Linked DNA regions of Homo sapiens: all the other regions are linked to region 2. A link is a contact called in ENCODE Hi-C or POLR2A ChIA-PET data. All regions are on one chromosome and are shown on one strand. The core of a region is the stretch at or near the end of the contact, and the rest is flanking DNA. Distances in the headings are between cores, read along the strand shown.

Region 1 (2,700 bases), core at 67-2,566, 130 kb before region 2:
TGCAAGTCTTTAATGCACAATGCCAAGATCAACATTTTTTGAAATTACAATTTTCTCTGCTATTTCTTACAATGCTTATTTTCTTTCCATGGTTCCCAGCTAATTGGTGTCCCGTACCTGTGCTGATGTTGAATGTTTTTCCTCCAAATTAACCTATAGATGATTTCTGGGGTGGGGGTGAGGATGGGGCAGAAACCCTTTGAAAAGGAGTGCAAAAGTTCATGTTCATGTGACTACGTACATTTTTCAGGAAAGAGGTAATTATCCCAATACTCTGCAACACAAAAAAGATTCTGAATCACTGAGCCTGGGTGTACAAACACTATGTCTTGTGTGTATGTGTCTGTGTATATGTGTGTTTCCTAGTAAAACCAGTTTCATATCTTCATAGTTCTATTTCTTCTGGATAGTACTTTTCTAGAGAATATGGCAGTAATTTCTAATTTTAAAAGACATAAGAAACAAAAGTCACAGTAAAAATCTAATCAGCCAAATAGTTTATAAGAAAATGCAGGAAAAAGATAAAGAATGAGCTCCTTGATACATTGTATATTCTGGTTCAAACATAGTACATGCACAGATACATACAGCACAAAACACACTAACTTTAATATCCTGTGGAGAAGTTAATTTGCTGGATTACACATATGCATGTTAAATGGGAGCATTTATTAGAATAAGTCAGACCAAAAGAACACTTTCGCACGGAATATTTATATAATGGAAACAGGGATTTCTGAAAAATTGCTTCAGTTTTCCAGGTGGCTTTACAAGGGCAGGATGGATGTAGAGTAACTGGGAGAGAGACTCTCCTTTTAGCAACATTCTGGGCATGAAAGGCAGTTGTGGATCCAGCCAAATAAGCTGCAAACTTCCCGATGATATATTCACCGCTTTTCTACATTTTGTGATAGTAATAAGGAAGGTGTTAGCTCTAGCCTGCTAAATGTTTGAATCTGATGCATTTTGTAATCAGCAGAATAATGGTCCCCAAAGATGCCTACGCCTAACTCCTGGATGCTGTGAATATGTTGTGTTATATGGCAAGGATAAACTAAAGTTGCAGATGGGAATTAAAGATGTCAATCAGCTGAGCTGGAAATAATTAGAGTGCCCTGGATTATCCAGGTGGGCCCAATGTAATCACAGATTTCCTTAAAAGTGGAAGAGGGAGGAAGGTGTGTTGGGTCAAAGTGATTCAATAAGAGCAGGATTCAATCTGTACTGGCTACCTTGGAAGATAACAGGAAAAGGACCGTGGGCCAAGGAGTGTAGGTGGTTTCTAGAAGCTGGAGGGGCCAGTGACATATTTTTTCCCTAGTGCCTCCAGAAAGAACGCAGCCCTACTGACACCTTGGTTTTGGCCTGGTGAGACCAACTTTGGACTTTTCACTTCCAAAACTGTAAGTAATAAATTTGTGTTGTTTTAAGCCAACAGCAGAGGTGTCATTTCAGTTTGTAGTCATTGCTACAGCAGCACTAAGGAGCTGGCACACATTGCCGGGACTCGCTCTGGCGCTTGGGCGGCACTGTAGGTGTCCACGTTCTTGGAGGTAGTCAGCAAAGGGGGGCTCTCTCGGCTGGGCTGGCCACGTCTGCTTACACAGAGTGCTACCCTCTTCCCACTGCGGTAACAGCCTTGCCTTAGCCCCTGTGTGTTTGGAGTGGCATTCGCTACAAAAGTTCTTTGTCAAAGGGACAAACGATGAGCTATGATGCCATTCAGACTGATGTGTTAACTTCTAAGCTTTCCTATGATTAAGATAATTGTTCTATGATATGAGGAGCGGCATTGCATGCAGTATATTTCTTTATGTGCTGTTAAAATGCAGTTCACGGCTGTAGACAGGTGGGGTGAAATTAGCACCAGACTGGGAGACAGAAGCCCTGATTTCTTTCCTTGGCCTGTCCACATACAAGCTATGGGTGTAATGAACTTTTGTTTTCCCATAAACATTTTAAAATCACTTAGTCATGCTCCTCAAAAAATTTTAACTTTTGGATTAAAACTGTTGAAACTGTAGATAATCTGGTGGAAAATGAACACCTTAGTTCTACAGTTAACAAAGGTAAGTTATCTCAATAATTTGAACATGTTATATTTTTATCTACTTAGGTCTTGTCTGTCCTATAATAGTTCTAGGGCTTTTTTTTTTCCTATAAAGTTCCTGGTAATTCTTATCTGATTTTTCTTTTTCTCCTTAATATAGTGCATTATTCTGAATTGTTAGGTAAAAGTTGGTCTGCTTGTTGTCAGTATCTTATAGAGTTTGTGCTTCTCATATGCCTAGAAATTTTTTCTTGTGACTTTATATCCCCTTCAGGGGATATAAGATGCCGTGATTAATATCGTACACCAGGAGAAGGGGTTACAGCCTGTGCGCCTCCTGGTGATCTTGATTAGGAAGAAGGGGAAGGTGGACCTTAGGGCAGATGGCCTCTAGCATTGAAATGTGGGCTCCCAGATCCTCCATCTGTCCACATCTTGCTGGACACCTCCATACTCATCTGCCTGGGCCACTTCTCTGACTCCCAATCCCCTAACCCTTGGGCTGGGAGGAGAAAGAGCTCAGAAGCCAGCAGGTTGCTCTCTTCCCTTGCTGTGTGCTCTCAGTGGTTGTTGGCAGCACACTGGAATCACCTGGCAGCCTTAAATACTGATAGTGAATTGAATCCATAGAGATTCTGATTTTGTGCATT
Region 2 (2,700 bases), core at 40-2,539:
CCCAGCTACCTCTGAGCTTTTGTACTGTCTCCATAGTTTTGCCTTTTTAAAACAAATTATCTTTGCTTTTGAAAAGACATAGAATAATAATTACAACATTATATATAGATGTGTATCTATGCAATATAGGGTTTCCCTGGTGTAAGGCAGTAAGAAGGGGTGAGTAAAAGTATAGAGGGAGCTAGGTCTGAAATTAGAAATAGGTGTCCTTCCCTTTTACATGGATGGAGGAGGGTGATTGGTTTTGGAACAGGAAGTTCAGGGAAGCTTCACCAGAACTTGCCTTAGCCCTTAGCATCCCTAGCCAGGTGTGTTCACTAACCCTTGTTCTGAGGAATAGCACTGTGGCAGAACAGATGTTGGCACTGGGCCCTGGTAGGTAGGGTTCTTGTCCCTCTTTTACTGGCTGGTGAAGGCACGTGGGAATAGTTCTCAAATATGGTTTTCCTGTCTGTAAAATTAGGAAACTGATTTATCAGACCTAGATTGATTGCCTGGACTTTTCATCACAGTCTCAATCTCAAATCTGAGGTTCCCTTCTCTGACTGTACATCGATTTTGGCTTTGTATATGTGGCCACTGAACTTCTCAGGTCTGTCCCAGACTGAATCTTTGATCTTTTTTCACTTCTGCAAAATGCAGGAAGCCCTTTCTTTGTTGTGGTCCCTGTGATGCAAGCTTGGTCAAAAGAAGAAAAGAGCAGAGCTGTGATAAGCTGATTTTAGCAGCAGCGCTCCATTTAGCACCAGGCTGTGTATCCCCCATGAACAGCACAGCCCACTGGGTGCTGGTGGCAGGAATGGCTTTTTGCAGAGACCAAGTGGGTCCAAATGAGAAGGGATTTTCCCATCTTGAACTCCTCTCTTCTGCTGAATTTTCACTGGGGTATAATTTGTTAGTATCTGGCATCGATCCCCCTGCAGGTCATCATACCCATTCCTTTCAGAATGTGGCTGGTAGTCATGGGCAGGGAGAGAGGGACCTTGTATGGAGTTTTGCAGACAGGGCTTCTGATCCCATATACTACAAAATCATTAAAAAACCACCTATCATGCACATGCTGTAAGGTAGGCATTGTGAAAAATGTTTTTCCGTACATTCACTCCCTTATTTTGGTCACTAAACTGCATGTTCATTATCTTTTCAACCACAGGCTTTTGTCCAACATTATAATATTGAGACCTATGGCATACCCTATACTCTTTGTTTCCATCTTCCAGATCCCGAGTCCAGCTACCAGCTCACTACACCTCTGCTGTCCTGCTGTACTTGTATCTTTAAGACACCTGTGAGACCTTTTCTGTGCTTTCAGTTTTATGTGATGGCTTGGCATGCAAACACAAGTATCTCTAGGAAGGCATTCAGGCCTTGAGAACCCTTTGGGGTGTAGTAACAGGAACTTCCTCTTGTGAATCATGCCTTTCATGTAAGAGCAGTCCTGTTAGGAGCACATTATTGACCTCTGCACCTATTCATCAGCCAGAAAGTGTTTATTTACTGAGTATATCCTGAGGTACTGAGATCATTGTCATTGCAGTGTTATTTTGGATTAAATATACATTTGTATTTTTGAAAATTTTGGCATAGTCTACTTTCCCTTGAAAAGAATAACATCAGTAATAACTGGCTGATTTAGGAATCTGTTGACTAGCTTGTCATATAATAGCTTATTTTTCCCCCTTTGAAACTGAAATAGTTGGATTTCTGTAACCTGTGGTATTTTTCTTGGGAATCATATATGTAAAGACTAAATTAGAGGTGAAACTAAGTTTAGTTTGTACATTAGATTTAATTAGTATGAAATTAATTTTAATGTTCTTTTTTTTTGAGACAGAGTCTCACTCTATTGCCTCAATTACTCCAAATTAATTTTCATCGGAACTTCAATAAACATTTTTTTTTTTTGAGACAGTCTCACTCTGTCTCCCGGGCTGGAGTGCATTGGCATGATCTCAGCTCACTGCAACCTCTGCCTCCCGGGTTTAAGCGATTCTCCTGCCTCAGCCTCCCGAGTAGCTGTGATTACAGGTGTGTGCCACTAAGCCTGGATAATTTTTGTATTTTTAGTAGAGAGGGGTTTTTGCCATGTTGGCCAGGCTGGTCTCGAACTCCTGATCTCAAGTGATCTCCCCATCTCGACCTCCCAAAGTGCTGAGATTATAGGTGTGAGCCACCATGCCTGGCACTGATAGTCTTTTGAGAGAAATGTATTTGTTCATTAAATGTAGTTCAAACAATTCTGTTTCCTCTCAAAAACATTGAATAATTTGGGGAGAAAAACTAACAGATATGTAACTATTAGAGAAGTATCAAGTGTGTTGTATGTGAATTTAAATATCATAGAGAAGGAAAGGTCAGTATAGGTTGAATGAATCTCTTTAAATTATAAACAGCCTATTCCTGCCTCTGGTTGGTTTTATACAAAATGTATTAGTTGAATTTCCCTATACTCAGACCATAGTACTGATAGCTCACCAATCTTTGATTTATAAGAATGGTAGAGGTTGTTCCTGGATTCTGCAGATACAAAACATGCCTGTACCTAATCACATTTGGTTGATAAATTCATTTAAAAAAACCAGAAATGTGAGTTATGGAATAAAAATTACCAGGAGAAATACCAAGAATAAAAAAATCTCTTATTCTTAGGAACAAACAGATAAATAGTTCCACATGCATTTTATTATTCTGTTTTCATTT
Region 3 (2,700 bases), core at 142-2,641, 230 kb after region 2:
TTAGTTGTATGCTCTGGTACTTGTAATTGCAAGCATACTAATTGATGCACCAGCCTTGCCTTGAAAAGCTTATCTGTACTGTACTTAACTATAGATCAAATAGTGAAATAGAGTTACCCTAGATGCTTGCCGCTATGGAATACATTCCAATGGGGACACATGTCTCACACTACCAACAGAGAAAGTGTAATCACAATTGTCTCATTCAGTTGGAACTTCCCGTTCTAGATTGACCCAATAGCCAAAGGCTTTGGAATGGATCTTTTGGTAACTGTCCCATTGTGGGCTCTGGTGGATGTGTAATAAAGTAATAAAAGGGGGATCTATGTGGGAGAAAGAACTCTCCAAGGTTGGTAGCAACCAGGATGCAGGGTTTACAGAAGGGAATTAGCAGGAGTTTAAGAGCCCTGGATTGCTCAAGCAGCATCAGAAGCACCCTAAAAGTCCTTCAAGGCTGGGATGATACACAAGAAACACTGACTTCCAAGTTTCACATGAGGTCCCAGAAAGCATGGACTACATTATGCTTATTTCCTTTCATGGGCTGAAAACAGTAATACCCAACAGAGGACAAGCAGGGGACTCAAGGACGTTAATACAATGTAGAATAAAAGCAAGTTACTGAATTTCAGTAAACCAGAATTCTAATGTTAATTGTTTTGTCTTATTTGAATCAATTTTTAATTTTTAATGTTTTGGGGTATATAATAGGTATATATATTTATGGGGTATATGAGCTATTTTAATACAGGCATACAATGTGTAATAATCACATCAGGGTAAATAGGATAACCATCACCTTGAGTATTTGTCCTTTTAACTCACGGCTTGTTTCCCGTATTTTAAAATAAAGTGTTGGACTAAATGTTTTCAAATAATTCTTTCATTTGTGAAGCTATTTCCAAGAGGTAATGCTTACATGATTCTTTAAAGGTCATCATTCATTTGTTTATTCAAAAACTCTTTAGTGAGTGAGTACATTATTTGCATAATATACCAGTCTTTGGCCAATCATACCGAAGCCATGTGACCATGGCTTAATCTATCTGAACATCATCTGTTACATCATTGGTGAAATGGGCATAATGATATGGTTTTTAGAGGTAATTAATAAGATTGTTTTAAAGTATTTTATAAAGTTAAAATCCTATAAAAAGGGATCACTGTTAGTATCACTATCACTACTCATAGCGAATATTTATCATTTTGGGGGGTGTCCAGTATTTATCTTCATTCCTCCCCTTTTTAAATTATAGCCTGCCAATTTCCCTCTGAAGAGAACACTCAATTGTGTGTAGGTCTTAGATGGAGGGTAGTTACCGCCGCCAGCCTCTTATCACCTCCCACTGCTGCCTCTCTCATAGAACCTGATGGAGTTTCATTGGCCAGTTAGACATTCCCTCCAGGGACTTTAATTCTTTGAATACTTATCAATTGACTCACATTAGTAGCAGATGTTTGGAGGCTAGTTTCATGGGGGCAGCTGCAGCCCAAGGATCATATAGTCTCTGCCTTGTGCCCAAGGCTGTGGTTTGGCATCTAGAACTTCCTTGGTTTTTCAGTTTTCCCCAATTAGGTTTTGGTGTTTTTTTGTGAGAAAAGGTCTTGTCCAAGACACTGGGAAGCATATCCTCATCAGCAAAGATGCGGTATTTTGTTTTTAATTTGTTGTTTCTACCTAACTTGGAAAACAAAATCAGCACCCCACCCCACCCCCGCAAAAAAAAGACATACAACTTTTGAGAACAAATGGTGTGACTAATGTATATTTAAGACAGTCTGATGAAGATAATTATAAACTCAACGTTAAAAGGAAGATGATTGTTGTTAGTTCCCTTTAGTGAATATAGTTGTATCTGAGTCATACTGTTAAATTAGCTGCAGGCTCAAGTGAGAGACAGGCATTCTAAGATGACATGAAAGTGATTCTGCATGCCACAAGCATGTGATTCCTCTGCTTGAAAGAGAAATCAGCAGGTGTAGATACAAGACAATATATCTTTGCCAGGCTACTTTGTATGCATTACCTATAAGCCCCAAAGTGAGGCTTTGTAAGAGACTTAGTAAACATAAGTTCAGAGTTGTAATTATCTATTTGTCATTTATTGACAGAAGGAAACTTTGGTCTCTAACACAAACTGTCCTGTCCTTTAGTTGTCAGGATGAATCAGCTGTCTCCCTAAGCATGTTTGATTGATCATTTGCTTAACATCATTTAAAAGAAACAGACAAGATGTGAGAATGACACTCTGGATTGAATTTTCAGTGTAAAAGACATAATGCTGTTAATTCAGGGGCAATATGGCCAAACTATATTTAATTTCACATTATTTTTTTGAATGTCTTCTCAGGATCTCTTTCAAATTGGACAGAGATTGCATGCTCTATAGGATAATGGGATATAGTAATTGACATCCTCATGTTGATATCAAGCTATTCTTTTCAGGATCTACTAGTTCAGAATAATGATAACAAGAACAAGATTTGCCAAGTGTAGGAGTCATTCTGAAGTTTGCATATATTATCTGATCAAATCCTAACAACAGCTCTGGGAGTTTGGTACCTTTTAAATCTATAATTTATGGATGAATGAGTGAAAGCTCAGAAATGTTAAGAAATGCTTTCCTATTCAGAGCCTCTAAGTAACAGACTAGGTTACATCTGTTCAGAAACTTTGCTCTAACATGCTGCTGCCTCAAG

Evidence for each region. A loop is a pair of places that touch in the nucleus more often than their neighbours do. ChIA-PET counts read pairs that join two places held with the same protein, here RNA polymerase II (POLR2A). Pooled maps may share reads with other maps.
Region 1: a loop to region 2 is called in a pooled map, with 3 times the contacts of the local background. The contact joins the promoter of HTR2A-AS1 here to the enhancer-like site in region 2. A Hi-C loop is called at or near these places in 2 of 37 single-sample maps with no recorded cell type and 4 of 50 pooled maps. POLR2A ChIA-PET finds 5 or more read pairs at or near these places in 2 of 52 experiments (PC-3 and activated CD4-positive, alpha-beta T cell).
Region 3: a loop to region 2 is called in a pooled map, with 2.6 times the contacts of the local background. The contact joins two enhancer-like sites. A Hi-C loop is called at or near these places in 1 of 168 maps with a recorded cell type or tissue (PC-9) and 2 of 50 pooled maps. POLR2A ChIA-PET finds 5 or more read pairs at or near these places in 2 of 52 experiments (CD4-positive, alpha-beta T cell and activated CD4-positive, alpha-beta T cell).

Annotation. Positions count from the first base shown.
Region 1 is chr13:46,850,824-46,853,523 of GRCh38, forward strand. HTR2A-AS1 (HTR2A antisense RNA 1) reads left to right here and starts at 1,317. Exons shown (of 2, transcript NR_103752.1): 1 at 1,317-1,403. The region is part of intron 3 of HTR2A (5-hydroxytryptamine receptor 2A); the gene reads right to left.
Region 2 is chr13:46,982,707-46,985,406 of GRCh38, forward strand. No RefSeq gene overlaps it. Among named protein-coding and RNA genes, the nearest start is that of HTR2A, 87 kb to the left of the region's middle. Within about 2 kb of position 1,290, at least 5 of the 41 ENCODE cell types and tissues checked have a DNase peak (open chromatin) inside an H3K27ac peak, as active enhancers do; they include PC-3, where a contact is called at or near this core.
Region 3 is chr13:47,214,505-47,217,204 of GRCh38, forward strand. No RefSeq gene overlaps it. Among named protein-coding and RNA genes, the nearest start is that of HTR2A, 320 kb to the left of the region's middle. Within about 2 kb of position 1,392, at least 2 of the 41 ENCODE cell types and tissues checked have a DNase peak (open chromatin) inside an H3K27ac peak, as active enhancers do.